2 separate regions of the Mus musculus genome follow, and region 2 is linked to region 1. A link is a loop called in an ENCODE intact Hi-C map of the cell type or tissue named here. Cell type or tissue: left cerebral cortex. All regions are shown on one strand. Links, peaks and the distances in the headings refer to the core of each region. The heading gives the core; the rest is flanking DNA.

What was found. Hi-C counts contacts between places; a loop is a spot of excess contacts. Peaks named below come from ENCODE experiments on the same cell type or tissue, not always from the same donor. Only the 100,000 strongest peaks of a DNase experiment are listed, where the experiment ranks them.
Region 2: a loop joins it to region 1, with 1.8 times the contacts of the local background. A loop is called at or near these places in 2 of 42 quality-filtered maps.

Annotation. Positions count from the first base shown.
Region 1 is chr10:39,335,435-39,351,547 of GRCm38, forward strand. No RefSeq gene overlaps it. Among named protein-coding and RNA genes, the nearest start is that of Gm31616, 26 kb to the right of the region's middle. In left cerebral cortex, for the core only: no CTCF peak of the experiment used is centred there; a DNase peak (open chromatin) is centred at 8,400.
Region 2 is chr10:39,247,079-39,263,191 of GRCm38, forward strand. It overlaps Gm31562 (a long non-coding RNA gene), which reads left to right. Exons shown (of 5, transcript XR_871584.3): 2 at 1,422-1,618; 3 at 2,226-2,615; 4 at 5,634-5,826; 5 at 6,260-8,050. Among named protein-coding and RNA genes, the nearest start is that of Gm31562, 10 kb to the left of the region's middle. In left cerebral cortex, for the core only: no CTCF peak of the experiment used is centred there; no DNase peak of the experiment used is centred there.

The DNA.
Region 1 (16,113 bases), core at 4,024-12,023:
GTCTGGTAAGGGATTAGTGTCCATAATATACAAACACATACGATAATTTAACAACAAAAAATACATAGATTCAATTTTAAAAATGGGTAAAGTACTTGAATAGACACTTCTCCCAAGGAGGAATAATACAATGACCATTAAGCATATGAAAAGATGCTTTAATCCAGAGGCTCTCAGCCTTCCTGATGCTGTGGCCCTTTAATACAGTCCTCATGTTACCGTGACCACCCCCAACCCCTGCAACCATAAGATTATCTTGTTGCTACTTTATACTAATTTTTCTAGTGTTATAAATTGTAATATAAATATCTGATATGCAGCCCTTCAAGGGTCACGACCCACAGATTGAGAAGCACCCACAGGATGGCCATCATTTAAAAATGTGAAAAATAAATGCTGAATAGGATATAAAGCTTCCTGAACCATGTGTTCTGTTGAAAAGAATGTGAAACAATAAATTTGGGGTTGAAAGTTTTTCAGGAAATGCAGGTGTTGGGGATGGAATAGAGACTGAGAAAATGGCCAACCAATAACTGGCCCAACTTGAGACCCATCCCATGGGCAAGCACCAAACCCTAACTCTATTAATGATGCTCTGTTAAGCTTGCAGACATGAGTCTAGCATGACTGTCCTCTGAGAGTCTCCACCCAGCAGCTGACTCAGACAGATGCAGAAACCCACAGCCAAACAGTGGATGGAGCTTGAGGACTTTTATGGCAGAACAGGAGGAAGGAATGCAGCCCAGAAGGGGATAGGAACTCCACAGGAAGACCAGCAGATTCAACTGACCTGGACCCTTGGGGGCTCTCTGAGTCTGAGCCACCAACCAAAGAACATACATAGGCTGGACCTAGGCCTCCCCACACATATATAATAGATGTGCAGCTTGGTCTTTATCTGGCTCCTGAGCAACTGGAGCAGGGCTATCCTAAAAGCTGTTGCTTTTCTGTGGATATGTTATTCCACCTGGGCTGCCTTGTCTGAGCTCGGTGGGGGAGGATGCACCTAGCCTTGCAGAGACTTGAAGTGCCAGGGTGGGGAGATACCCAGGGCCCCCATGTGCTTAAAGGAGAGAGGGAAGGCCGGTGGCAGAAGGATTGTGAGAGAGGGTGGCTGGGAGGGGGGCAGTGAGTGAGATGTAAAATGAATAAAAAAATTAAATTAGAGAAATGTGAACAGATGCAGAGGCAATGAAAATCAGTGCGGCGGGTCCTTAAATTTAGTTTAAGGTGGGGTCTTAAAAACTAAACATAAGTCTATTGCATGACCCAGCAAGGCAGTGACACAAACACACATGTTTATATACTCACATCCACAACATATTACTCACAACGGCTGACCTATGCCCGTAATCCAAGTAGCAGTGATGGATGAATGGATAAAACTGTGATGTGACGTGTGTGTATATACATCCACACTCATACTTATATGCACATATACATTACATTCAGCCTCTGGAAGGAAAACAATCCTACTCCATGAGCTACAACATGGATAATGTCTGAAAATGCACACAAAAGACACTGTTTTAATTCCACGCACATGAAATACCTACATCAGTCAATGCATGAAGGCATGAAGGGTTGCCACAGGCCACAGAGAGAGAGAAAGGATGATTGGCATTTGATAGGTGCAGGTGCTGAAATAAATAATGCTATTGATTGTGCAGCACAAGGTAACTGATACAACCGAAGGTAACTATTACACCTGGAAATAGTTTAAATGTTTATATTTTTATACATATTTATACATTTTATACATAGTTTATTGTTTATATGTATACATATATTTTGTTACATATGTTTTTAGTCACAGGATATGAAGTTTATAGGACAAAGACAAAGATTTGAGTGAATGGACAGATGCATCCAGGGTTAGTATAAACTTGCAGGGGATATAATACTATTTTACATTGGCAATGGAGATGTGGAAGTAAAATAAATCGGCCAAGGTCAGGACTATGAAAGTACTCTTTGTCTTCATTTTAACTGAGCTAATACATCACTATAATATGCAAAGATCAGACTGAAAACAAATGCGTAAGAATGCTATTTACAAAAAAAATCTATTTATAAAAGAATGCTTTAACAACAATAATAATAACAACAACAACAAAACTCCGGAATGTCTTAAATGTCCAAACCATGGGATTAACTTGCTTCAGGATTCAGTAGACTACATAACCTATGCAATTAAATTAAGTGAGTTCACTAAAGATGGTATTTACACCTTTAAATCCAGCACTCAGAAGGCAGAGGCAGGATCTCTGTGAGTTCGAGGCCAGCCAAACAAGTTCCAGTCTACAAAACAAGTTCCAGTACAGCCAAGGCGAATACACAGAGAACCTCTATCTCAAAACAAACAAACAAAAAAACAAAACAAAACAAAACAAAAAAGACAAAACAGCCAAACACACAAATAGATATTTAAAAGACATTTAAATGAACCAGAAATTTAGACACAACATTGTAAATGAGAACACAGGTCACAAAAAAGTACAGATAATATAGATACAAAGGACAGTGACTGAACCATTCTATTGAATCTTGTGATTGGACAGAACTTCTGGGGATCCAGCCATCATGTCTGCTCTCCAGGGAGATGGAACAGGAAGGAGGAAACCTACTCAGGATGTCTGCTTGCATACTTGTATCCAGAATGTTGCAATATAATGCACAAACACACAAAAGACGCTCAAAAACAGCATCTTTTTAGCTGAGCTGGTGAAAATATAGCAGGAGGCAGATTTCTCTCTCTGCTAGTGCTTCTCCCTGTGAGTTTGCTAGGAGCTCAAGCGAACACTTCCCTGAAGGGAAAAGTCTGCCAGAGTGATTGCTCATTCTGATCATGCAGAGGGGGAAATTACAGAGCTGGGGATAGAGCTTATTTTTAAATTCTGTCTACTGGAATGTTGCCATTAGAATATATTTGATCAACATTACAATTAAAATATAAGTAAATAACAAGACAATTATATATATTTAAATCTAAGCCACTCCCATTTCCATAAATATCCAGTGCAAGCCCTTATTGTTCTTTATGAGGTTCTGTTCTTAAGATATCTGGAAGCTGACCTGCAACCTGAGCAGAGATTCAGCTGGTTAAGTGCTGTCCTGAAGGAATGGAGACCTGAGTATGAATCTCCATGGCCCACATAAAAAGGGGAGTGCACACAAGAGTGGGGCTTTCTGGTCAGCTGGTCTACCACTTCACTGAGCTCCTTGTTCAGTGAGAGATACTATCTCAAAAATAAGGTGGACAGTGACAGAGAAACACAACTAACTCTGCATCTGGCATCTGTATGCTCACCTACACAAACATGGGTACTCATATAAGGCACATAATATATAGACAGAATTGTGAACACTGTGTGATGCTCTGTTGTCTATTTTTTTTTTTTTGCTATTTAAAATATACTTCCTTATATGTCCATATGATTCTCATATCTACCATTTTTAATGCTGAAATGGTGAACCAAACTAACAATTATGTCCATATTACCAATTATGGGATTTTTACATAATACTGGGCCCATTGCTGTTTGCTGCTATTGTCAAAACATATGGACTAGCTACAAACACCTTTGTGCAAAGAAGCATTTCCTCCAACTAATTCCGTGGAAATTTTCAAGCAAGGGATTATTAGGACCATGAAAGTGATCAATTTGATGGCTCTTATGTGACCTACATTCTTTCCAGAAAGTTCTCTAATATTGAAAACACCTATATTATTCAGTGTCTTAGGGCTTTTATTTCTGTGAAGAGATACCATGACCATAACAACTTTTACAAAGAAAACATTTACTTGGGGCTGGCTTACAGTTTCAGAGGTTTAGTCCATTATCATCATGGCAGGAAACATGGCACTGTGCAGGCAGATATGGTGCTGGAGAAGCAGCTGAGAGTTCTATAGTCAAATCAGCAGGCAGCAGGAAGTGAACTGAGACACACTGAATCCTCAGAGCCCACCCCTAGTACTACACTCCTCCAACAAGGCTACACTGCCTGATCAAGCATTGACCAAGCATTCAAACACACGAGCCTCTGGGGAGGGGGGGCATTCCTGCTCAAACCACCACATTTGTAAAATTGTCTTAACATAACTCCATCAAAACTAAATTCCTAACAATACTGGCTTCTAATTGACTGGAAATATGATGAGAGCAAAAAATAATCAGACACTGAATACCTTTATTTGTGCAAGCTGACCATTATCAATATTTATTTACTCTGTACTTTAAAACTCTCTCTGATATTATCTCTGCCTTATAGGTTTTCAGTAGTCCCTATCACTTCCTGACTCCGGAAGTTGTAGCTTATCACATAAGCTGTGAACTATTTCCTTCCTGTTCCCTTTCTTTTCTGTTTTTATTTTATTTTTTCCTTCCTCTCTTTTCTAGAGGCAGGCCAAGTGTAAGAGGCCCCAGACCTTAGCACAGCTGACACCATGACAGAGGCACCATTCAGGCCTTGGAGCCCAGCATGAAGACAGCAACAGCTGCCAGAATAGCAAAGACCTAATCCAACCAAGCTCTTACTTCTGGGAAGGTCTCTAAATGTACTAACCTTGCTTTCTGGTTTCTGTAGTTCTGCTTCTGGCTAACCCTTCTTGCTAACCGAGGCATGTTAACTGAGGATGTGGTTTTATGCTTAGAAGCTTACCTTGAGAAAGGCTGGGGACTTCACTGGGTCCCAAATACCCAGTGTAGTCACCGCTAGGCTAATAATGACTTTCTATTGGCTTGAGCCATTGTCTGAGTAGTCACACCACCAGTGACATCAAAAAGATTTAAAAAACTATTTGTCAGGACACATGAAGATGTATATGCTTCTGCCCAGCTAGGAATACCTGTGTGCTAGGACCCACACCTTAACATGTGCTTTAGGTTAGAAGAAGCAGGTGCAGATGCCCACAGAAATGGCATGACTTAAAATCCAGGGCTGACAAAGTAGACCCTTGAGACGAAAGGCAAGGAGAATAAGAAAGGGGTATTTCCGGGCAAGAAGCCATCCTTGGGCCTGGATAGTGTCTCCAGGTAAGCATCTTTCAGACCACACAGGTGAGCCAGTTTTTCATCAAAGCATTCCTGGAAAGGCATTTAAACATGAATGTCTGAAAAGCACATATGAAGACACAAATTATGGCTTGGCGAGAGGTTGGCTCCTACCCAAAGAGGGGGAAAAAGAATAAAGCCCCACCCTAATTAACTGCTCCTTAGCCATCGCCTTTTGAGCAGTTGTTCGTTTCCCTTGTTTCCTGAATCATTTATAATGGCCCAGCAGAGGGTCATGAAGGGTTCAGTCTTTAAGCTTGGACTCTAGAATAGACACAGAAGTTGTCTGGGCCAGAGGTGATATTTCTTTTAGCAGGGGAGGAAAACAAACAAACAAATCAAAGCTAAGATCTGGAAAACATGCAAATAACCATGATAATTACCAACAGTGTGTACAATAAAGGACACAGGCCCGTGTAGGAAGAAGGAACTTGAAGGTGGAGCTAGTTAACATAAGATAACCTTTTGGATTTGGGTTGAGACAAAGATCAGGGAAGAAGAGGCCAGGAAGAGGGAGCAAATCCTAGGCTCCCTGGGACAAGAAAGAAGTCTTCAAGAAACCCAATGACAAGAAGAAAGTGAGCTCAGAGACGCAGGCAGGGGCATGTCAAGTGGATGCTTTCAGATTCTCCAAGAAGCTGGAAGTTAGACATGATGGAAATATGATTGAGTATAACAGGATTTCAAACACTACTCAGCAGGGCATGGTGGCACATGCCTTTAATCCCACTACCCTACATAAAGAGGCAGGCAGATCTCTGTGATTTGGAAGCCAGCCTGGTCTACATAGTGAGTTCCAGGCCAGCTAGAGTTACCTAGTGAGGCCCTGTCTCAACAAACAAACAAATTAAACAAAACAAAAATAAATAAACAACGCACTGCTTTATTATTTATAAACAACTTCCTGTTTGGATCTGTTGTGTTCCACACTAGACTCAGTGTATCAAGTTTCGTTGTGCACTGGCCTTAAATATGTACTTCATATCAACAACTCTATTTTCCACAAATTATTTATCCTACACTGTTACCAAATAAAGTAACATGTATTCTTCCCAGTTGTGCTGTTGTGAGTTACAGCTATTGTGTTTTGCTGGCAAGGTTTTGTGCTTCTGGGGTTGTAACATGTCTTGCACATGCTAGACAGGCACTGAGTTCTATTCCCAGGCCTACCTGTTTATCCACCGACAGCTTCCATCTAGTTTACATTTAGGGCATATTAAACCCATATATTTCTTTTGCAGACAAGTCCAGTGTTTTGGTATCACCTTATCTTCCCTCTATGTGTGCCAAGATAGTCATTATCTTGATATGATCTCCTATTCATAACATTTGCAGTTACCAGGAAAAACAGCTCTAAGCCTGTAGTGACCCATGGTCCGCCAGTGGACTGTTTCTCTCAATAATTCATTTATTCATCTATCAACTCATTTGCTCAACTCTTACCTCATCATAACATGTTAGTAATCTGTTGTGAGGCAGGCCCTCCATCATCTTTGGGGATGCAAAGATGAATCAGACAGTGTCTGCCTTCAAGGAGTTTGTCACATCCTGGTAGGGGAGGGAGACACTGAATAACCAATAACGATGCCATGTGACATATCCGTAATTATAACAGCAGATGCAAGGATGCCTAATGTCGAAGCAGGTCATTACATTGGTTGTTACAGACCCCACAAAGCCCTTGATCTACACACACACACACACACACACACACACACACACACACACACAAAGAGAGAGGGGGTGGGGAGCTTAGTATATAGCCTAGGCCTCCTCAAATTCAGGCATTCCTTGCCTCAGTCCTGGGATGATCAGTTTGTCTCCAGCTCAGTTAGACCAAGGTTTTAAAGATTTGCTGGGTAAAAATGAGAAGTCACCTTACAAGGAGAAGGCTGAATAAGTAAAGACCAGGAACTGCACACTCATATATTTTTCTTTTTTGGTATTTTAACAGGATAATATATGCATATGTTTTTAAATGATCTAATACCCAGGAAGATTGTGAGAAACTTCTCTCGCACTGTCATCCTTGCTGTATCCCCAGGGAAAACCTTTGTTTTCCTGTTCTGAAGAATAACTCATTTATGTTAGAATAGTTTCCGATTCCTTGAAAACGTCTAAGATAGCAAGGAGATTTCTTTATAAGACATATTGCATTCTATTAGTTAATAGAATATAGTAAGTAAATGGGATTAATATCTTACTCATGTTGTATGTACCTTGTCATAATTCATGAACCAACATGAATATATCACTTGTGCAATCCTTATCTTGCCAGCTTTCTTGGGTTTTTGCTTTCTGCCTTTTGTCTGTCACAGGACCCCACAGTAAACTTAGTCACTATGTCTCCTGAGACAACTCTTAAGCTGTGGAAAGTTCTCAGGCTTCCCTTGGTTTTGTTCTTACTCTTTCACCTTGGGGAGTATGGAAGATAGAATAGTAGCCTCTCTCAAAGATGTCCACACCTTCTGAGAGGACCTAACTCACTCCATTTTAGAACAGGCAGCCATGTTTGGCTCTACGCTAAAGAAGCAAGCAAGTATTCTCAGAACAAACAAACAAAACAAAAAACAAACAAAACAAAAAACAAAGCAACAACAACAACAACAAAACACAGATAATGAGTATTTAGTAATCAAAGGCCCTGACATTTAGCTGAGAGAGATAGCCAATCCAAGGACTGAAACAGTTCCTAGAAGGCCTAACAAAAAATGGTAAAACTAATATAGCAACCAATTAGAAATGTACAAAAAATTATCTAACTATCCCTAAAATTCCCCTAGCTGTGCTTAAAAGGAGCCTGCGAGCCTGCAAGCTTGTCTGGTTGTTGCTATTTTGAATAAATGGCTGACCCCTGCATGCTGGTTGTTTCTGCAGGATAAACACTCTTTGCTTATGCATACTATTTGAGTCTGGGTTCTTCCTCCAGTGATTCTCTGACCCTTACGCTTTATGCCCAGAACCTATGTGTATATCACACAGTACAGCAAAGAGGAAGATGTCAGGAGGAACTGGACTATAAGCCAGATCTCTTGTGATGAGAGAGTGACTGAGATCATCCACCAGTCTCAGTGTGATGGCCAGGATTCTTCAAAGGGCAAAGAAGAGAGAAGAGAAGCAGAGAAAGGGCTGTGGGAAGACTTAGCAGCTGTTGCTGGCTTGGAAATGGTGGGATGAGGAGTTCAGCCAAGGAATCTGGAGAAAGGCACAGAAATGAGGTTCCCCTGAAGTCGCCAAAAAGGATCATAGTTCTGTTAAGATCTGGAAACCCTCCCAGTAGATCAACCAGTGTTGTATGAGGTTTCTGTTTGTGGTTACACCCCTGCCCCCCCATTCTCAACCCCAGATGCATGCTCCCTCAGCCCACTCAATATGGAGTGACTGGCAAGAAAACAATGTTTCAGACAGAGTACTCCAGTGTAGCTGTTGTGTAACAGTTTCTCCTGAGATTGAAATATTCCATCAGGCTGAGAATCTCCTTAAGCAGAAAGGTAAACAAATCAAAATAGCTTTAGGAAGTCCCTGAAACAGACTAGATTCACTAGCCCCACCCCTCACCCCCACCCCCACCCCTGCCAAAGCAAACATTACAAGCCAAGCTACCCTCTCAGAAGATCAAAGCCAAGTTTCAAAGAAGACTCTGAGACAACAGCAGCTGGAAGAAGCAGAAAACAGCTGAGTTTCCTGGAAGAGGTATGAACCAACCGAGTCACTTGGAAGGGACACTCTCTAACCTGTTCAGTTACATGCACACTGCACTGTGTTCCAGCTGCCCCTTGTGAGTTGTCACCTGCACTGCAGTGGGCTTTGGTGATGCAGCTGTCTTTGAGTCATCTCTGCTCCTGTAAGTTACCCCTCACCGATTTTCCTTTAAATAATTCCCAATAAAACTCATTGGTTCACCAAGTTACTCCTTAATATGGTCTGTCATAGGGTTTCCTATCTGGAGTGAGTAGACATTGTGTAGTGTTTCCCCAAGAAAAACTTTGTCACACAACAGAAACCCAGTGCTCTCTTCCAGGCAAACCCTGGCTTCTCCAGTAGAATCCTCTGTTCTCTCTGAAAGTCTCTTTCATCCTAGGAGTTCAGGAATGAAAGGCACCGACAGGCCATTCTGACTATATGCTCCTCTCATCCACCCACCCCCCAGGCCCCCATACCACTAAGTCAGAGTCATGTGTATCCAAGGGCTGGTCTTGCACTCATGACATAGCAGAGAATGCTCTTGAATTCGGAGTCTCCTGTTTCAGTCTGTGGAGTACTGAGATTATAAGCATGTGCCACCTCACTGGTTTTATATGGTTCTGTGGGTTGAACTTGGGGATTGGTGCATGCTGGGCAAACTCTCTAGCACCTGAGCAACATCTCCAGACCCCTTAGGCAGTTTGAGACAACCCCTCCAACACACACACACACACACACACACACACACACACACACACACACACACACTATGATACCATGCATGTGGTCTCCAAATTCTGCCCCCTTTCTCAACCATTTCTTAAAGTAACACCTCCTCCTGCTGCCCAGGGGTGATTATGTATTTGTCAGTTTTCTGTGCCCCAGACCCAAGCAAGGTGAATAGACTTCTTCTAATGTACTCAGCTCCCACACTCTCAGCTGTTCTAGATTCTCTAGCTGAGGGCTACCCCACTCTTTCCTCCTTGGTTCCACTTGTCCTATAAGACATGCATCTTTCTGGATGTTATGCAAGACCCCTTCTCCATCCTTTTTCTGTCTTTTGAAGTATTTCAACTAGTGACCCCTCTCCTACCCTCTTTGTACTTGCAAGTAAACGCCTTTTATCCTTCCAGATATTTTGAAAGGAGAGGCTACAAACCAGAGCGTTCATCTTCTGTCTTTAACTTGGACAAGTACCAAAACACTGGACCCGATAAGAGCACAGATAGACCTGCATTTCTATTATGCCTCTAGCACACACTGTCTCTAAGACAGGGCAATTTACTTCACTTCTGGAACTCTCAATCTCCTCCCTGTGACACAGGGATAATGCTACCACCTACCTCTCAGGTTGCCGAGAGGATCAAATGAAATACTGTAGTTATGCCTGGTGCAGTACTTGACACGCAGCAGCTCCTTAATAAATCTGGTGATTGCCATTATGCAAATGGAGAAGATTTACATAAGGCAGAGAGGGACACTTTGGTACATGAAGCCAAAAAAAATTAAATAGCCAAATTGGTGTTTTAAATGCATAAAATGTACCACACAAAAAAGCTCAGAAGGGACAGAAGTCAGGAAAGTCAGTTAGGGAGCTGTTTCCATGTCCCACGAGGGACACAGTGATGGCAGAGACCCATGACATGCTGACATGCTGTAGAAAAGATAGGATTGACTAAAGCCACTGTTAGAAGGATGGTTTTTAACCCTGGCTTCACTTTGATATCCTTGGCCCACACACAGGTTAATGATCATAACAGCTGGAGGGAAGGCCCAAGCATACTGTTTTGAAAGCCTCCCTGTTCTTTCTATTGTGTACCAGGTTTGAAAACACTGATGAGTAGAAGTTAAAGTATTCAGTACTTGGATGCTCCACAAAGGAACTATAGTAACAAAGTTTCTGGCTTGAGTGGTTAGGCTGGGTAACTCTATAGTCCCAGGAATTTGTTTGGGGGATAATTCCCACAACTTCAAGCTGCATTTTGTCCAACCTCCTATTCATAGCAGAAGGTTGGATGCCTGACCAAATTAATGACGACATATATTGTAATGAATTCAGTCTGTCTAATACCCATTCCACCTTTAGTGAGAAGTGAATTGGAACACTTCCTGCCTGGTGTTCCACAACTGTCAAGGAGATGTAAGACAGAGCTTTAGGGGTCCTCCAGGAGGCAGTGGCTGCAGACCCTAGCAGGAAATTGGGAAGGACGGTTACAGACCACTCTCCCCAACAGGAACATACAGCAAGGCTTGCAGAGGCCCCATTTTATTTGTTTAGGATTCACAACCCGTTTACCTTCTAAAGGATCTGAGATGGCTTATCAGAGTAAGCTAAAGTGTATGATTAGGACACCAGCATCGAGGCCATCAAAGGGGCCTGGAAGAAATGGATGTTTCCGAGTATTTGGAATGTGTTGTTCTCTATAACTGGACTATATCGTGCACTGAGTTCTCTGAGTAGACTGCAGGTTGCTCGGTTTTTAGACTTGACCAACCAAGCATTTTCTTTTCAAGGAAGGACCAGTGATTTTGTTTCCATGAAACACATTTTAGAAAGGTTTTACTACATGTATCCATTCTTCCTTATATAACCGGTTTCTGGAAAGGAAAGAGAAATTGAAGCTAGGTCATCAACAGCCCAGGTACTTAGCCTCAGCAGGTGTAATACTCAGCACCTGGGCTCTGTACCAGCAACTCACTTAGAGGTCTCCATCCATAAAAAGACAGGACTGAACCAGACATTCCCCTTTCATCTCCCACACTTGGGCTCATGCACTTCTGATTAAATCTGAAAGGACAGATAGAACTAGAGTTCAAGATGAGAATGGCCTTTAAGTTTTTGCTTTCAAGTGTTAATCTGATTGAGTTCAGCCATAGTATGTGTTAGAAGAGTTTACTCATTATCGAATCTCTGACAAGAATCTGGAGAGCAAAATGTATCTTGCTGGTAAAGTGAGAACGACACGGTTTAGAAGGACACTCCGTATTATACTCTCAGTTAGATCCAAGACTGTCCTTCCTCATCCAGAGAACAGACAGTGAGAGCTCCTGCAGGCCGAGCCAGCATTTGGTTTGAAAGTGTTGACTTGTGAGAATCTATTCAAAAGGAAAGGAATGAACCTTTTTTTTGGATTCAAGAACAATTCTGAAAGATGACAGATATACATGAATTTCCAGTCCGTGGGTCTTAGAAATTCTAGCTAACCCAGTGATGCTTTCTTTAGTCTTTCTTCAACCCTAACCAGAGTGATGAGGAACAGGCTCCACTTCCTGACGCCATCTGTGAAGGAACTGAAGTTAAATAATCGACCCTGTGCTATTCAGATGGACACAACCCCAGATATGTTTCTCCAGCCTCCAACCTTCTCCTTACTTCTTTAATTGTCAGTGGGTATATTGTGCCTCCCAAAGCCTGTCTCATCTGTCATGAAAACTGTTACTTCCTACATATGCTGATTAGTTTTTGTTTTTGGGTGTTTTTTTTTTTCTTTCTCAACTTGACACAAGCTTGGGTCATCTTGCAAGAAGGAATCTCAACTGGAAAAAAAAAAATACAAAACAAAAGAAAAATTTTGATCCAATTGGCCTGTAGCCAAATTTGTGAGACATTTTCTTGATAAATGATTGATGTGGGAGAGTTCAGCACACTGAGAGTGATGCCATCGCTGGACAGGTAGCTCTGGGTTCAAAGAAAGGAGGCTGAGCAAGCCATAGGGAGCAAGAGAGTAAGCAGTGTTCCTGTCTGCAGGTTTGTGCCCTAAGTTCCTGTGTCCACTTTCCTTCATGAGAGACTGTAAGCTGTAACATGAAATAAACCCTTTCCTTCCCAAGTTGTTTTTGGTCATGGTGTTTATCTCATTATTTAAAATCACACTAAGAGATCACAGATCTCTTTGTTGAAACTGTAAGAATCCAGTCAAAGGATTTGCACAACAAGCTCAGTGTCTGCCCCATTTGTGTGGGTCTTTGGGATATTTATAAAATGTTCTAAGTGTGTTACTTTTTATTATCATTATCCTAACAATTCATTGAGTTGAATTCTTGTGGGTAGAGTGTATCCAACTTGGAGATCCTTTATAGAAACATGAAAGTTCACAGAGGTGAGTGACTTGGGAAGAACAGACAGCTCATGAGCAAGCTGCCCAAAGCACCTCATCCCCAGTTCAAACCCAGGGAGTGGACTTCCACAGTGCTGAAAGCAGGAAGCAGGAAGCTTACTCTACCTAATGAGTGGCTGGCTTATGGATCAAAGCTTGGTCTACTTATAGCTGTTCCATCCCCAGGAGGGGCTGTGGAGCAAGAAAAGAAGATTATCTTGCAAAGAGAAGGCAAATAGAAGTTGGCTCCCTCCACTGCACAAATATGTCAAAATGGCAGACCAGGTCCAGTGTAAGCAAGGGGTTAAGTGGTCCAGTTTCCAAGCCAACCTGCAAATTCTACTCCTGAAGACCAAATTCTTTTCTCCTCCCAGATGGACCATGATCACTGGAGAAAGAGAAGCATTCCTCCCGACAGGCACAGCATCGGTCTCTGCCTCACAGCCTACAGGATTCCCTTACTGGCAGGTTTCTGCAAACAAATAATAGAAACATCACTTTTCACACTTGATTCCCATTCTCAGAAAAGGAACTTCTATTTTAAGTGTTCCCCTCTATTCAGAAAGAATTTATATTGGACACTGAGGTCAGCACCATGGTAGAGTTGGAGAGAAGTGCTATTATTATTATTCAAATGTGTTAAGACAGTACAGTGTGCTACTATCAAATTAAATACTGGAGGAGGAACTGTTGATTGGCATGGAGGTGATGGGAAAGGCAAGGAACTGATTCATATTCTAATTCAGGAAAATAGGCCAAGAGGGCTCCCGAGGCCCAGGAGAGGACCCAGGTGACCTGTTTGGTACCTTCATGACTTTTAATGAAAATTGGCAAAGTGACCTATAGAATGATTTACAAAATGTGCTGGCTTGGAATTTGCCATCTCTAAGAATGTCAAAATTACACATAAAATGGCAAAGAGATGAAGAGAGAAGAGAGATTCCTGGGTTTATACTTAATTTCTTTCTGTTTTTCCTTAAAGTGTTGGCAAAGAAACCAGGGACTTGCACATGCTAGGCTAGTGCTCTACCACTGAACTACATCCTTAGCCACACTTCGAATATGACACCTTCCTGTACAAATTTGAAACAAAGTCATTTTTAGCATAATCTTATGATTAGTGAATCATTTAAATGGACTTCTCATTCCTTGGGAGTGTCTAATTCACTTCGGACATGGACTCTGGTAATACACAGATAGCGGTTTTTATCCTCTGCTGTACATCTGATTGAGGACTACGGTGGGGAGAGCCACTCAATCCACTCAAAGATCAAAGCAACTTGCACTTCTCTTCAAGTTTTCTACCACAGGTTGCCTTGAGATCCACTTTTGGTTTTGGGTGACAGTTTTGTCACTCCAGAAACTGGGTGTGCAAATAAGGAGGACTAAAATTGAGGCGCCACACGATGCTGGCCTTTTGGTAGGGTTACAGCACCACACACAACGCTTGCCCTACAGTCGGGCATGGTGCCACTCAACGCTTGCCCTACAGTCGGGCATGGTGCCACTCAACGCTTGCCCTACAGTCGGGCATGGTGCCACTCAACGCTTGCCCTACAGTCGGGCATGGTGCCACTCAACGCTTGCCCTTCAGCTTCTTTTGGTCTTGCGGTCTGTTAACTGTTCGCTGCGGAAGCCCTGTCACTTCTTCACCTCCACCGAGAACCAGTGCCTACTTTCTTTCCCAACCGCCAACATTCCAAGCAAAGAAAACCCCAGATATTGCTTTCTTGGCATAATTCCCTTTAGCACAACTCATGCCCAGTTTTCTTTTTTCCTCCTTTAAAAAAGGCATAATTTTACATTTTTCATTTGAAATTTAGATTGAGAAGTGAGTTTCCAACCTTTAAGTTGTAGATGTCAGAACGCAAAATTATAAAGCAGAAGGGCGCAGACTGAGCCTGGCTACAGTGCCTCACTCACTGCTCCCTGAAGCAGGATGCTTAGCGCTTCCAGGGTTGATGGATCTTCCCCTACAAAGTACATGGGAGGGGTCTCCAATTTTATTTGCACAAAATTATACAGTCACAAATCTATCATCCACACCCATTTCTTCATCAGCGGTTTGCATGCCTAACTGTGTGCCAAACCCACCGCTGGGTTCTCGGAAAGTCACAGGGATGGGGATGGGGTGAACCACCCCATAAAGGAAATGTCATTCCAGCAGTTACCTATTGCTGAGTGACATGTTCTGCTGTGACAGATGGCAATTCTGCCAGAGCAACCTAGTGGTTACTTTTTTTTTTTTAACCAAAAAGAGGCATATTTAAAGGGAAAATTTTAACCTATTTTCCCCAACTCAAAATAGAAATGGGGCCACAATGTTAGTGCTATTATTATAATGTGCATTTCATATGCAAAGATGCGGGGACAGATTAAGGGAAAGAAGCATTTAGAATGATTCCATTCTGCCTCTCTCCTGAAAGGCTCTCTTGCTCAATATTTGAGGTAGCATTTCTCAAAATTTGTTGCATAGCATACTCTTTCCTCAGAATGTTAACACTGTCCTGAGAAAGAAGGCTCCAGCATTGTGGAAGTTGGAGGAGTACTGGACAGGAAAGTTAAACAGCTTTCTAGGTGTCTCTGTTGGGTAATGTGACTCTAATAGGGCAGGGAGCATATAGGCCAACAAGGGCATGGAATCATAGAACGGGACATACAATCTGAGGTAGTGCTCTACTCTCAGAAGAAATGAAGTTCTAATGTGGTAGTACTGAAAACATGGCAACAAACAGGAAGAAACCAAAACCAAACCGGCAAGGCTACGTGCTGTACGGTGCCAAGCGTTTAGGAATGGCAGAGTGAGCACAGCCATAAAGATGTAATTAGCGCTTGCTATGACCACGGGGAGAAAGCTCATGGGGCGACAACTAATGGGTATAGTTTTGTTGTTGTTGTTGTTGTTTGCTTGCTTGTTTGCTTGGGGGGAGTTTGGTTTGAGTTTTTTGTTTTGGTTTGGTTTGGTTTATTTTGGGTGGGTAGAGAGTGGAAAGTGACAAAAATATCCAAAATTATATCTTGGTGATAACTAAGCAATTCTGAATATAATACAAACCACTAAAGTATAGTCTTTATAGGAGAAAATAGTCTAGTACAAGAATGATCTCTTCTGGAAAGCACATTAAATGCATGTCTTTGCAAGAGCAGTTTTAACCAAAAGTGGCTCTGGCCTGTCCACTTCAGTACTGTCCACTTACACTTGGAATGAAGTATCACACCTTCTTCACTGGGTTGCTATGAGTTACTGAGCTCAAAGCACACAGGTGACACCCTCAGCC
Region 2 (16,113 bases), core at 3,751-11,750, 89 kb before region 1:
ACCTGAAGCAGGAGCCTGTGAGGAATGCTGCCTTGCTCCTCATGACTTGCTCAGCCTGCTTTCTTTTTACTACCAAGAACCGCCTGCCTGCCTAGGTGTAGCACCTCCCACAGTGGGCTGGACTTTCCCACATCAATCAATCTGACTGAAGTATTTTCTCAATCTAGGTTCTCTCTTCTCAGATGACGCTAGCTCAATGGTTCACAACCTGTGGTTTGGAGCACCCTGGGGGTGAAACACTTTAACAGGGGTCTCCTAAGACCATTGGAAAATATAGGTATTTGTATTTCTATTCAGAATGGTAGCAAAATTACACTTATGAAGCAGCAACAAAACTAACTTTATAGCTGATGGCCACCACGACATGAGAAACTGTACTAAAGGGTCACAGCATTAGGAAGGTTGAGAACTACCACTCTAGCTTGTGTAAAGTTGACAAAACACTAGCCAGCACGCTGAGGGGCACCAACCAGGGGAAAGCTACCTGCCATGCAAGGACATATATCATGTTAACCACCTTAGCTCTCTGTGCTTCAGTGTCTACCTGAAGAAGTAAGTTGTTAAATAGAAAGAAAATAATTGCTACCATCCATCTGAAGATACTAGCCCCAGAGAAAGCTTTGGTTTTGGGTGGCCTTGATGGGAACAAATTAACTTATCTTTAAGCAGACTAATAAAGTATCAGGTACTTTTTAGAATACTGTTAGCTGAAAACTCTTTGTGAAGCGCCTTGCTTTGGCCGCTATTAAGAGGCAGGTAAGTTTTCATTGTTTCTCTCTTCATGGTGGCCATGGGGATCATGTTGGCCACGGGGATGAATCTGATTTATGAGTCTTGGGTGGAAAGAAAGATAGCTACAAAGCCACATCTCATCCAGAACTGACTCTATGCATAGGTCATTTAAACCAAAGCTGTATTTCCTGCAGAATCAGAGGTGTACTCTCCAAGAGCCTTTCTAGATGATGACCCCCAATACCCAAAAGAATGAATACTGAGACCAAACAGGAGCCCCAACTTCGGGGATCGTCCTGCAGTTTTCTCACAGCTACACAAAAAGGCTTGGTCCTGCAGCTTTGTGGTGAGTCTCAACTGAAAACACACTGCTGCTCTGTCTGCATCAGTCCCGGGCCAGTGTGTGGGCTGGTTCCAAATATCTCTACAACAATCTGATCTGCATTATAGCATCCAAAACACCTTCTCCGCCTCCTCCAGGGTTTTCTGTAAAACAGGACTGATGAAATTGGCCAAGTTCACGGGGGAGGGGTAGTTTATAGATGTTGGATGATAACAAGCTATAAACACGAAGACGCGGAGCACTGTATGCGAACACTGCGTGCATGCTAATTAGTCTCAAAGTTTCAACACTTCTTCCTACAAGGTATAAGAAAGCAACGTATCTTTTCCAAATTTCCCTTCCTCAGGAAAACATTTCCTTGGAAAAAGTAAATTTAGCACTTGGCTCAAGTGCTACAAAAGGAATCTACAGGCAGAATGATGTTATTAGAAGACCTCCAGTTTATATTGCTCTTTCATCAGTAAGAGCTTAAGGTGCTCTCTGACAAACTGGTTCTATGACATTCTACTATGACAAGGTCACGTGGGCACCTGCAGCACACCCGTAAGTATGACTCCTGGCTTCCCTGGAGTTATTTGTGGGCAAAGTCTGATGAAATAGTAGAGGTTTTAAGGTCGAGATGGGACAGGCGTCAGGGATAGATTCAATTCTATTTTTAGATAATATTTCTTCAACCTTATAGACATGAAGAATGCCAAGTTATACAGGAGGAGGCCTGGTCCACCCATGGAAACCAGGGGGGGATGAGAACTGAGAGTGTTTCACATCAGTGGCTGCCATCTTTGGTCAGATATACCTGCTGACTTCTAGGGAAGAGTCCATTTTCCCATACTCGAGGAACACAGTGTCTTTGTATTCTTTTAACAATTTTTTGATTATGTGTATTTGTGTGTCTGTATGTGAACATGAGTGTAGGTGCCCAAGGGATCAGAAGGGGGCATAGTATGAGCCACCCAGTGTGGGTGCCAGGAAACTGCTCTCATAAGAGCAGTAAACACTCTCAACCACTGAGCCATCTCTCCAACTGCTGCTATTGTAATTTCTCAGTTTCCAATAACACGATATTTCTAAACAAACAAACAAATACATACATACATACATAAAACATGCATAGACCTTCATCTGATCTTGAATGTACTTTTTGTCCTAGGCTTTCCAAATAAAATAAAAAGTCTTAGGCCACTTCAGGGCTTTACGAAATCACAGAGACAGCACCACTCCCAGCCTTTGTGAGGTGATCTCCTGAGCAGAGAAAAAACGCAGCCCACGGTATTCATCATGCACACCTTCCCTGATCACCGAGAGTTCCAGCCAAAGGTACAAAAGAGCGGCTGCTGTCATCAATCATTCCTGCATGAAGGACAAGGAGTCCTAATGGTAGCTGAAAGGCAATTAGTTGTGGGAATACACGAGGGAACAACAACAACAACAACAAATGGGGATGTTTAGCTCTGTAAAAAACAGAAACTGTAACAGACCTCTCCCCAGGACCTCCACAGACCCCAGGACAGCAGTTGATCCTCACACCCACAGCTCCAAGGTGAGCAAAACGCCCTGTCCAGTTAATTTCCCTTCTTTGCTCACAATGTTCTAAAGGCCCCTTGACCACATCCTTCCTTCACGGCTTCCTGGTCCCTTTAAAAATTTGTTATTATGAAAAAAAGTCTAAAGTTACTAAAAAAAAAAAATAGCATAATGAATTCTCTTTGTCACTGTTTGTCTGTTATCACGCAGACGTCTGAGCTTTGGGCACGCTGACTCTGTTCTTCTCCAGCGTTTTTCTTGTCTTGGGTGTGTGTTGCTTGAGGTGGAGCCCAGAGCCTGGCACCAGCAACTCCAGCGCGCCCTGTGGTGATTCTAAGTCTCCCTAGCACCCAATTTCTATTTCCAATTTCCCCTGATTACTTGGTGTCACCCCACTAGAAGATCAGCTGTATGAAGGTAAGATTTTTGTTCATCTTTGCTCACCAAGGCATCCCTCCCTCCCAGATGGGTGACTGACACATAATAGATGCTCATTAATAAGAGTGGGGTGAAGCAATCCTGTTTCCTTTCCCACATCCTTGACCGCCGAGGATGCACTTAAATACCCGCTCTCTGTCTCCACCCAATGATTGCACAGTCACTGCACCCACTTGTTCCTCTCTCCCAGACTCTCAATAGTTCCTGGATCATAATCCCAAGAGGCAAACCTAAACTGGTCCAATTCTCTTTGTGTCCCATGTCACAGTATGCTGGCACAGCTGTAAATGAACTCACCTGGAATCTTCTGGCCACCATGATATGAATGTGGGTCACCACCAGAGGCCAAGAGTGGAGCAGTTCCTTATCCATGTCCCTTACAAAAAAATACAAATGATTGACATTTTGTCCTTTTAGATGGATGCGTGACTCTCCAAGCAGCCTCTAAGCAGCCTAGCCTCCTTGAGTTATTGTGCACACCACAGAAAAGATAGTCCCTGCCAGGCTCCACCTGAGGACTGAGAGCATGCACCGGGCATACTGTTATTTGGTTCAGGTTCTTTCTTCTTCCATTTTCAAGGCTGTCAGGCAGCAAAGACATTCAGGCATCAGATGCTCTTCAATTAAGTCTTCAATAAAAGCCAGGGGACGTTGCCAGCCACGATGACAAGTTAGAAACCTGTAGGACCAGTAATGTGCCAGCTCTCCAACAACCACAACTAGGGTGGTTGGGTCACTGCCACTCCCTCCAAACAGTGTGTCCTGTCTCCTGTCAAGGAGGAGTGGCCCTGGTCATGGCTATTCTTCTGTAAAGCAGGTCATGGCCTGGCAAAAGCAGATCCAAAGGAAAAGGGCGCCACATCAAAGCTCACAGCAGGGCTACCACATTCTTCCCAATAAAGTATTTTCAAGGGGCTGGTGCCCTGACAGCTGGTGTTCTACCTAGGTGTCACATGTCACAATTGCTAAGGTCATCTGATTTCAAAGCTATCTTACAGGAGGACTCAGTAGCTATGAGTTTTAACCCAGATCCAAATGTTAAAGTTAAAGTAGGGACCTGGAGACATACATGGCTTAGCAGTTAAGAGCACCTGTTCTTGCAGAGGACCTGGCTTCAATCCAGGGGACCTGACACCCTTTTCTGGCCTCTGGTGGGTCACATACATACATTCAGGCAAAATATCCATATACATTAAAAAATTAAACTTTTGAATGGAGCTCCAGCTGAAAACTCACAAGAGCTCACCATTTTTTTCTAGATTCTTCTAGAATGGAGGGGTGGAACTGGTATCCAGAGCTCTTGTCTGATCCAGTCATTCCGTGGCTACTTCCATTCCCTCTCATAGTCAATCTCGCAGGCACCTTCTCCAGGAAAGGAGATCACACCAGCTACTCCAGGCTTTCTCCTGAGATCCATGAAAGGAAATGAGCTTGAGGCGTCCATCTGATTGTAGCACCTGTGCTATACTGGGTGCCAAGTATTGTAAAGATCACTCCTACATCTAAGTTAAAACCAACCACAACTACTCCCTATGTTAGCCCCTGTTGGCTTGCCCTGACATAGAGAAAGAGAGTTATTGGGAGAGGGATTGGACCAAGATCCCAATCCCAAATAGATGCAGAGATGTGTATCTAGGACTGGAAAGAGCACTCATTGTCCTGTCAGTGGTGCTATGGGTACGTTTTCTTCTGCTTTGCACATCTTCCCATCAGAATGATAGATGCAAAGACAAGGATGATTGTGCACTTTAGCTGTAGCCGTGTCAGCTCCTAGCAACATGCTCAAACAGAATCCGGGAGTGCTCAGTACCTAGAGAGAACTCCTGAAGCCCAAGTGTTGCCCAACTTAACAAAGCAGGAGACTCTCCAGCTTTGTTGAGATTTCCCAGCATTGATAACCCCTTAGTTATGACATGTCTTTACATACCAAGTCCTATCAGCATGCCCAACACTCTTCCAGACTCCAGCACATAGCAGGTGACACAGCCAACCCCTGGGACCTGTGAAACATTTCAGTTTCCCCAAGAGACTAGATTTTCCACCTCTGGGTCATTAGCCTCTCTCAGGACAGCATTCTGACTAATGCAGAATTCACTTTAGGATTGCATCTGGCACAGGTAAGAGAGGGCTGTGGTCAGTTTTGTCACAGTGACAGGGGTGATCTTTAAACTCAGCTCCATGACAGGGATGCTCTGGACTCACAACCCTGTCCCAGGGTCACTCTGAAGTCATAGCACTGTCACAACCTATTGCACATGGTGATGCTTTGGGGATGCTCCAAGGTCATGGTTTTGGGTCAGGGACTAGGAGGAAGATCTGGCCATAGGCCTTTAAGGATTGGGATAAGAAGACAGGCCATGGGAGTGCGTATTTCCACCCCGCCCATTTCTTATTCCCTCCCAGAACACTCTGCCAAGATTTGTTCACCTACAAGGTATTGTTTCCCATCAAATAGGAGGAGAAAGTAAAAGGGTGTGACATTTGAAAATCATCTCTCTCCTAGCAAAACCACCCAGAGAAGGCATCAGCTTGTAACCAGGTCTCAGAGGACTTTAGTTGGGGCTCTTACGGTTTGAATTTGAAATCTCTCACACAGGTTCATGTCTTCAGTCGGTTCCCACCTTACAGGCCTGTTTTGAAGGCTGTGGAGTCTGCAGAAGATGGAACCTGGATGGAAGAAGGATGGGGGCTGCTGGCCCTCTTTTCTAACTTCTGAGGTCTCTTCTTCTGTCCAAGCTACACAAAGGCTCTGAACCACACATTTCTACTGCCACTACCCGACTCACTCGGTATTCCTTCCTTGCTAAAATGGACTGTATTCATCCCAAACTGTGAGCTAAATTAACCCTTTCCTTCCTTGCTAGCTTCTGTCAGATATTTGGTCACAGCAATACAAAAATAATGAATTCAGGGACCAGTGTGGCTTCTAACACAGGTTTTAAAGTAATCCAGCATACTAGCTTAGAGCCTAGCTTTTAAGATAAATTATTTGTACATCAATACTAAAAACAAAATGAAAAACCTCCTTCAGCTAATTCAGCAGAGGATTTATAGAACCTGTGCTAACCACCACAACTGAAGACAGAACTAGTCCTGGATGTCACAAGGCAAATGGTCACAAAGATCAGGGGATCTCCTTGGAGTCTGCCTGGGAAATTCTAGAGTGGAGTGTGCAGTCCAGCAAGTCTACCAGAGTTCTTATTTTCCCACATTTGCCTTCAGGGAAGTTGGAGAGCTGCTTCAGACCTCTGCTGACGTCTCTTCCTCCGCACGCCAACCGACACACCTCACTTCTTCCTTCTGGCTCTCCTGTTTTCTAAAAAGACAGCGTTAAGGCCAAGAATCATCTGGCCTTACAGTTCAAGCCCAACACAGATACAAGCGACACAATTTACCAGGCCTCACAAATTACAGTTTTTAACCCCTTTCATCCCTGCATTGGCACGCAGTTTGCTAACTTTAATAGTCCCTCACAAAGCAGCGAGTGTCATTATTACCTGTATTAAGGTTTAAGAAACCGAGTCACCCACAGGCCACAGACTGAGTCAGAGTGAGAGGGAGTCTGAGCTCCTGACTACCAAATGCCTTGCCCTCATACGACTGCAGGAGCATTTCTTATTTGAAGCTGGCGATTCCAGTGCTTTCTCTATCGTCTTGTCTTTATTCTATAGCTAGCAAGGCTGTTGTAACCAAACAGAGGAAGAAGATGGAAAAGGAGTGGTTTGAATATCCTCACATATTGGAAAACATCTGAGACGCTAAGATACCAAGAATTCCAGCCCTGGGCACTCAGCAAGGACTGGAGCTTGGGCAGGAATTCCTCTCTGGTGATTTTCTACAGTAAAAAAAAACTTGCACAAGGGCCAGAGCTGGATCTCAATGGTAGAATGTTTGCCTAACATCCACGAAGTCCTAGTTCAAGTCCAAGAACTACCCAGCTTCAAAACTGTACAACTTTACACAAAAGCAAAAGCATCTTAACGCAGGATGAGGAGGGAGAGATGGGTTTGAAGGAAATGATGCCTTAACTGATATTAATTAGGGATTCACACATCCAAGTGGACATGAACATCTGAAGCAAGCTTCCAGGCAAAGGGAACGGCATGATCAAAATTGAACCGGCAAGGAAGGACACATCATATGCAGAGAAAGACAAATTGTTTGGTACCATTCAAGCATGAATCAGGGAGTGGTAGACAAAGGAGTGTTGGACAGAGGCAGGCAATGTAGAGAAGATCTCCCGTGCATATCCACATCCAGTGCTCACTCCACTCAGCTAAAAGCTGCCCACACTATTGGATTCTATATGGATACATCTCCCCCCCCCCAACCCCCGTCCCCCTTCTGTTCTAGTCTGGAGCTTCAGTTGCCATTAACCAAATCACCTCAGTGTTCCCTCCTTGTTGAAATGAACTGTAAGCATACCAAACTGTGAGCCAAATTAACCCTTGCTCTCCTTCCTTGCTTCTGTCAGATATTTGTCACAGTACCATTCATGTTCTGTTGTAACTTTGAGGACCAATGACCTAACGTCCTTCCTGGTTTCAAGTCTTCATGGAGGCTCTGTGTCAAGGGGCAGTGGTGAGGTGGGAGTGTGTATCTTACTTATTTGTCAACTACTGTTATGGTTTGGATCTTAAATGTCATTCAAAGGCCACATTACAGGCCGGGTCCCAGTCTATAGTGCTATCTAGAGGCAAAGGCACTTTTAGGAGGTGGGGCCTAATGGAAGGAATTGGGAGGTGTTTCCTTGAGGGGATATGGGGACTCCAGCCTTTTACTCTCTTTGATTCCTAGATGTGTGAAGTGAGTGGCTTTATGCCCTGACCACTCCCACAGGGATGCTCCTACTTGGCACAGCCCCAAAACAACTGACCATCTGACTGTACATAGAAACCTCTGACCCAGAATAAAGCTTTCTTCCCTTTATATTCTCTTTCTCAAACATTTTGATACAGTGATGAAAAACTAAAGCAAGAAATTAAATGAAATTTTTATTTCTGTTGTCACTTTCTCTGGTGTAAAACAAGGTTTAACTTCCAGACAAAGGCTCATTCAGATATCAACAGGAAAAAAAAAAAAAGATCTTTCTCTGAATGCAGAAAAAATACTGCATACATTGTGACTTCTTCTTTCATGGTTCTGCCGTGAACATAAAGTGTGCCACTTCAGACAGTGTAGTCACTCTCAGATGTAACCTTGCCTCGGAAGGCTAACCTGTATTTAGAGTGTTAATCAAATGCCATGACATTAGTAGGATATTCTCTTTCCTTTTTTGTTTTTGCTTTAGTTTGGTTGTTTTGTTTTCTTTTTCCAGAGTTTCCCTGTGTACTGGCTGTACACACCCCCACAAGAAGAGCCCTCTCTTTGACTCTGTAGACCAGAGATCTACCTGACTCTGCCTTCTGAGTGCTGGGAATAAAGGCCCGGTTGAATATTTATCTTTTTATATTACAATCAAGAAAAGCAAAATGGATATATTTCCAGGGCAACTTTTTGAATTCATACGTAAAACACAGGCATAGACCTGAAAATCTGTTTACTTATCTACCTCAACTCAGAGTGGTGGTCACGGCAACTGTTTTACTCAATAAATAAATATCTGTTGAACATCTAATACAGTTGTAAAAGAGACGTGATCTGTAAATGTATATATGCGTTCAGCTACCAGAAACACAAGGACAGGCTGGAGGACAGACACAGGAAGGAAGCTGGACAAAGGCAGGTTACTCTTTTCAGCTAGGCCATGTACTTAAGCCAAACATTTATCAGTACTGTGCTGTCATGAGCTAAAACCCACCTCACAAAGCAAGGTACCAGATAGTCAGATTCCTAGAACCCCTATCCAGAGTCTGTCTCCATACCTGTGCTGTGTTCTCCGGAGCACCTGCAGCAAAGGCTCGTCATCACAACCTGCCCACCCTCACAGGAAAAGTCCTCAAAACCTGTCAAGGTAAGCCAAGCATGGTCAGGTATGACTATAAAACCTAGCACTTGGGAGGTAGAGACAGGAAGATCAAGAGTTCAAGACAGGCTTTTCTGCCTAGTGAGTTCACAACCAGAATGTGCTGTGTGGCGCCCTGTTTAACAAACAATCAAAACCAATCAAGTTGTTGCATGGGAACTGAGGGAAGGTGTCAGAATTCTCTTGGGTGCCAGTCTTTGTGGAGGTGTTTGAATTAACATTTCTAGCTCCACCAAGAGGAGTTGAGGCAAAAGGTTCTGATTTAGCTCCAGTTTCTAGCATGACCAAAAAAAAACACATTGCCCAAGAAAGTTGGTGTTTGCCTAATGAATAACAGAAGACACATGCCACTTAATTTTTTACCCATTTATTTCCCATGTGCTCTGGCACACATGTGCTGTGAAACACTTGTGCTGTGGGCATACATGTGCATGTGCTGTGGCAGACATGCGTATGTGCTGTGGGCACACGTGTGCTTACAGTGTAGGCACACAGGTGCTGTGTCACACATGTGCTGTGGCAAACATGTGCCTGTGCTGTTTGCATGTACATGAGCCTGTACTATGGCACACACGTGCCTGTTCTGTGAGTACACGTATGCATGTGTTGAGGCACACATGTGCATGTGATGTGGACACACATGTGAATGTGCTGTGGGCACACATGTGCCTGTGCTGTTACATACATGTGGGAGTCAAAGGACAGCTTGCAGGCTTTCTCCCCTTCCAAGGACTAAACTCTGGTTGTCAGGGTTAAGGTTGAGAGCCTTAATGCTCTGAGCCTTCCCATCAGACCTGGATACTGTTGCAAAACCAAAGTTTGCTAAGTGTTCCCCCAGGGCCCATGGGTGTTCAGGCATGGTCACCAGTGTGGTAAGTAGTTCCTTTAGGGAACCTTGAAATTGGCTCAACATACCCCTGAGACCAAGTTCTGGGCACAAAGGAATTTTATTTGCCTCAGAGGGACAGTGGACAGAGATAAGGAACAAAAACAGAAGGTAGAGTACAAGGAAAAGGGGGTAACAAAACAAAAGAGAGGGTGAAGGGGTATTTGTCCTAGAAGGCAAAGGACTGCCCGTGGACAGAAAGGAGACAGAGTGGCCCATAGGCAAATGGCAGTTTATAAATGTAATCGCCCCCCCCACCCCCAATTAAGATGAGGAGTTTAGTTTTAATTGGGCATGTTAATTAGGTGAGCCAAAGGGGGCTTTTGAATGCTGGACTTCAATGCTTTGATAGCTGGACCTTGGTAGTCAGCCTTAGGAGGAGAAGTTGGCCAAATAAGGAAACAGACATTAGGGGCTAGCTATAGGAATGTAATACAGCTTTTTTGTCCTTTTTAAAGCAAGACAGAGGGAACTAGGGAGAAGCCATGTTTGGGAGCTGGCTAGTGTCCTTTCATTGGAACCTTTAGGAGTTGTGGCCCAGCCAAAGGAAGTTAGGTCATTAAAGGTGTCTCCCTAAAGGGGAAGTTGGCCCCCTCTCCTGTCTCTTTGTTGGCCAGCTATCCTGAGGTGAGAAGCTTCCTCTAGCAAGTGTTCCTCAATATGATGAGCTTGGCTGCCCATCACAGACCCAAAGAAACAAGTTCAACCAACTGCAGATTGAAATAGCCAGAACTGTGAGCTCAAATAAACCTTTTTCTCTTTGAGATTATTCCTCTCAGTTATGTGCAGTGACACAGACTAGCTAATACTCCAACCTGTCTTTGTAGGTTTCTGTTGCTGCAGTGAAACACCATGACCAAAAGCAACTTGGGGAGGAAAGGGTTTATTCGGCTTCTGCTTCCCCAGCCCTGTTTATCACCAAAGGACATCAGGGCAGGAGCTCACACAGGTCAGGAACCTGGAGGCAGGAGCTGTGCAAAGGCCATGGAGGGGTGCTGCTCACTGCCTTGCTTCCCATGGCTTGCTCTGCCAGCTTTCTCATAGAACTCAGGACCACCAGCCCAGGGGTGGCACCACCCGCAGTGGTTGAGACCCTCCACCACTGATCACTAATTGAGAAAATACCTTACAACTGGGTCTCATTAAGGCTTTTCCTCAACTGAGGCTCCTTTCTCTCTGGTGACTCTAACTTGTGTCAAGTTGACACACAAAACCAGTCAGTACAACTGACCCCTTGTCAACTTGACACACAACCACATCACTATTACATCACAACCCTTCCTTTCTTACAAGATATTACATTAAAAACATAAATAGCATTAGAACTCCCACCGTCTTTAAAATGAAAACACATTTCAGTCTCTTAATTTTCAAAACACATGAAACTCAGGAAGAAGGAAGACCAAAGTGTGGATACTTCGTTCCTTCTTAGAATGAGGAACAAAATACCCATGGAAGGAGTTACAGAGACAAAGTTCGGAGCTGAAACGGAAGGAAGGACCATCCAGAGACTGTCCTATCCGGGGATCCAGCCCATAAACAATCACCATACCCAGACACTATCGCATATGCCAGCAAGATTTTGCTGACAGGACCCTGATATAGCTATCTCTTGTGAGGCTATACCAGTTCCTTCCAAATACAGAAGTGAATGTTCACAGTCATCTATTGGATGGAACACAGGGTCCCCAATGAAGGAGCTAGAGAAAGTAACCAAGGAGCTAAAGGTGTCTGCAACCCTATAGGAGGAACAACAATATGAACTAAACAGTACCCCCCAGAGCTTGTGTCTCTAGTTGCATATGTAGCAGAGGATGGCCTAGTCGGCCATCAATGGGATGAGAGGCCCTTGGTCTTGCGAAGATTATATGCCCCAGTACAGGGGAATGCCAGGGCCAGGAAGTGGGAGTGGGTGTGTTGGGGAGCAGGGAAGGGGGAGGGTATAGGGGACTTTCGGGATAGCATTTGAAATATAAATGAAGAAAATATCTAATAAAAAAAGCAAAAAACGAATTCATGGACTAATAAAAATCTAAGATCAAGAAAAAAAAAAAAGCCAACCTCTAAAAATCCAAAATCTCTTTTAAAATTTCAAGGTCCTTCAGTTGAGGGCTTCTGTAAAAGTCAAAATTAAATTAAATACCTTCTTCAAGAGGGAAGAACCAGGACACAGTCACAGTCTAAACCAAGCAAAACCATATTCCGGCAGTGTAAGTAACTGAATGTCCAATGTTTGGGATCCACACATGATTATCTGGGCTCTGCCAGATGGCTTGGGTCACTTCTCCAGCTCTGCCCTCTATGCCATACACAGTTTGTCTTCTAGGCTTTGGCAGGAGCACTTGTCCCTCTGGAACCAAAACTTCCTGGCCAAAAGAACTTAGGGCTATGGGAACAGGAAGCAGAAACTTTCCTAGAGGGTCACCAGGGTGACAGTGAGTGGAACTATTCCCTTCTCCCCCTCACCCCGCTCCCGCCACCCCCAGATCCCTGGACCTGTGGATTCTGGCTATGGGAGAAACTGTACCATATATCAGACGCTGATTCAAAGCATATTCTGCCTTCTGAAGAACTCTGCCTCAGCCCTCCATGCTGCTGCCACCTAATTGACGCTGTAACTGTATCTTCAAAAGGCCATTCCATCTTTCTATCAGGTCAGCAGCTTCAGGATGATGGGGACATGGTAAGACCAGTGAAGTCCATGATCATGGGCCCACTGTTGGACTTCTCTGGTGTGAAATGAGCTCCTTGGTCAGAAGCAATACTGTGTGGAATACCATGATGGTGCATAAGGCATTCTGTGAGTCCGTGGATGGTGGTTTTGGCAGAAGCATTACGTGCAGAAAAGGCAAATCCATAATCAGAATAAGTATCTACTCCAGCAAGAACAAAACATTGTCCTTTCCACAGAGGAAGTGGTCCAGGATGCTGCGTAGTCAACCTGGGGAGTGGTGCCACTGGTAGCCAGGTCAGCCTTGGTGTATGGAAGTCTGTGTTGTTGAGCCCTTACATAAACCTCCATCTCTGCCCCCATGGCCACTTTGTCCACATGCCCATTGAGCAATAACCAGGATGGCTGGGGAAAGAGGCTGACTGTCCACAGAACAGGTCGTCCTATCTACCTGATTATTGAACTCCTCTGCTGAAGTCACCATTTGATGAGCAGCTGGGCGTGGCACTGCGAGACACTAGGATTGGCCATTTGTGAGGTTGCAGTCTCAATGGCCATTGAAGGCCCAAGATTAAAGGAATCACGAAAAGAAGTTGAGGCTTGGCACCAGGAAGAGAGCCTATGGCAGGCTATTGGTGAAAGTGCAGCCCAGTTGCAGCAAGGGACCCACCCCTGCAGTTGTGGAGATGCTCATACAAGCCTATCCATCTCATCCTTCGAAAGCTGAAGTGCTGCTGTTATGTTGCACTTGTATTCGCCTTGTCTGTCTAGCTAGTGGAAAAACTAGACTTGTGGCATACATTTTCTCATCAATGGAAGTTAATAGGTGAAGGGCCAAACACTTCAGTTGTCAATCAAGCATCCCAAGGACTAAGAATGTACAAAAGGGGAGCTATTAGTCCCAGGGGGCCTGGAAGGTTTCACACTGAGCTCCTCATAAAAAAAAAAAACACATAACAATGACTGCATCCACCTAATTATGCCTCTGTGTCTATTGTGCTTCTTGTCTGTCACGCAGGATGCTTGCTCAAAGCCTAGACTTCTAACAAATGCGTGGCTAGGTGAATGAGTATGTTGTCCAGTATTCCATTACTACCTACTCACATGAGAGTTACGCTTATCCTAGTGTGAGTGCATCCGAGGAAATAAGGCCATTTGGAAAGATGAGGAGGACAGACTTAAAACAAGAGAGCACAGATTGTCAGCATGCATGTGCACACACTGGAACATGGATCCAGCATGTGTGTGCACACACTGGAGCTTGGATCCAACATGCATGTGCACACACTGGAACATGGATCCAGCATGCGTGTGCACACACTGGAGCATGGACTCAGCATGTGTACGCACATACTCATGCCTGTGCAGATTAGCACAGCAGGCATCTGCAGGACTGAAGATTGCAGTAAGATAACCCTGAATCCTGAGAGGATCTGAGAAAACAAACACAATTTATACCTAGTGGCACCAAGGAGGTTTGGCTTAATCTATTGAGATAAATAAAACTGTAATAAAAAATTTCTAGAGCACAAGAAATTTTGACCTTAACTTCTGTCATTTCTTCTACTCAGTTTCCGTCTTGTTTCCTATATTGTTCCACAGGCTCCTTATACTGCTTAGTGATTTCATTGCTATGGAAACAAGAAGGACTATATAAAGCTCAAGCATGATGTCAAATTAGGAAGTGATCAGAATTTGTCCCGTGGCTTCCAAAGAATACAAGGAGAAATGACCACATCCCAATGTCGCAATGTGCTTAGATAAACACAGATCTTGAATGCATCTTCTTCTGCATTTGGTCAACATGGGGACAGGCTTGTGTGATTAATGAATTAATACTTCACAGATACCACTCTGAATGAAAATAAAGCTTGCTTGAAAAATTCCAGGCTTATAAAATCATAGTTATCAAGAATTACAGCCAGTAGAGTATCCCTCTCACCATTTCTGCCTTGTTGGTGCAGGACACACATCCTAGCTTCCTAGACCTGCTTCAGCACTGCACAAATGTCTCAGGGCAGCAGTCCTTTTAGGCAACTACTTCAATGGAGGTAAAGCCATAGAGGACTCTTCCTCTTTGTGTTTTCCCCTAGCCTTTGTATCCCTGGCTTCCCCACTGGAGATCTTGTTCTCATTTCCAAAGCCAAGTTTTTCCTTCAGAATAACACATATGTTCCTGATGTCATCGCTTGGCCTTGGGTCTGTATATGATTCAGCGGTAGTGGAATTCACTTTAATACTCTGAAATCACTTATTACACTGATCACCAGGGAGAGGGGGTGACAGGAGGCCTGGGAATGCACCAGAACACTGCCTGCCGAGGCTGTTGATTTGTGGAAAAGCTACCAATGTGTGAGAACCCTTAGGCAGAAAAAAGTGAACATGACAGAATAGAGGGATGGGGGCCAGCTGCTCTGCTCACTGCCTCCAGCTCTGCCCCCTGAGCTCTCTCCCGCCCCCCAAATCATCCTCAAGTGCATCATCACAGCGCTAGGGAACATTCCTGTTGGGTAATGAGAAAGCATAATTATATGCTTCAGAGCTGTTGAGGTTTTCTCCTATTTTCAAAACAATGAATATCTTGTGGAAAGATAACACAATTAGTGAATAAGCTGGAGCCTTTTCCCCAGAGCATACAGACAGTGGTTTGGAGGGGAACCCAGAAGACAGCTCTATTAATGATTTTTATTCCTTGGACAATCTAGCCATGTTGTTCTGAGGTACCCCAAGAAACAAGCTTCTGAAAACAAAATCTCTCTCTCTCTCTCTCTCATAAACACACACACACACACACACACACACACACACAGAGAGAGAGAGAGAGAGAGAGAGAGAGAGAGAATTGTGTATAAGTCCACAGGACCCACAGTACACAAAGCTCGAAATTGACTTTTACCCTTCCCACTCCTCTCTTTCTATTTCTCCCCTCCACTGTGACTGAAGACAGTGTGGGTAAAGTTTTATGAGCCTTCGTGGATTCCCTGGTGGCCGCCATGGACGTCAAATTGAAAGACTGAGCAGCACCGTGGTTCCAGCGGCAGAGGGTCTTTCCTGTGATTATCATACCAACATTCCTTACAGTCCAGAGGAAAGTCACAGACAGCAGTTGCTGCTGCAGCTAAAGAAAACAGCATCCAGCATTTCAAAAATGCAGATCCTTTCAACATTTCTGTCTGCACAGAGCTGGCATCTGATCCCACAGGTAAAGAGAGCAAAGCCGAATGGGAGTCATAGGCTGCGGAGCTCAGTCTTGGTTCAAACTGACTCTGAACCCAGATTATTCTCTTTCTGCTGTCTCAGGCCATCCTCCTCTCCTTCCCCACTGGAAGGCAAAGTTGCTTCTAAACTAGCATGTAAGTGAGTCTGGAGGAATGGCTCAGCAATTAAGAGAACTTACAACTATGGGAGATAACTCAAGTTTGGTTTCTAGCACCCATCATGTCAGGCAGCCCACAATAGCAGGTAACTCCAGTTTCAATAGATCCAACACCCTCTCCTAGAAATGTGGGGTACCTGCACATGCACATACCATCACACACACACACACCTAAATA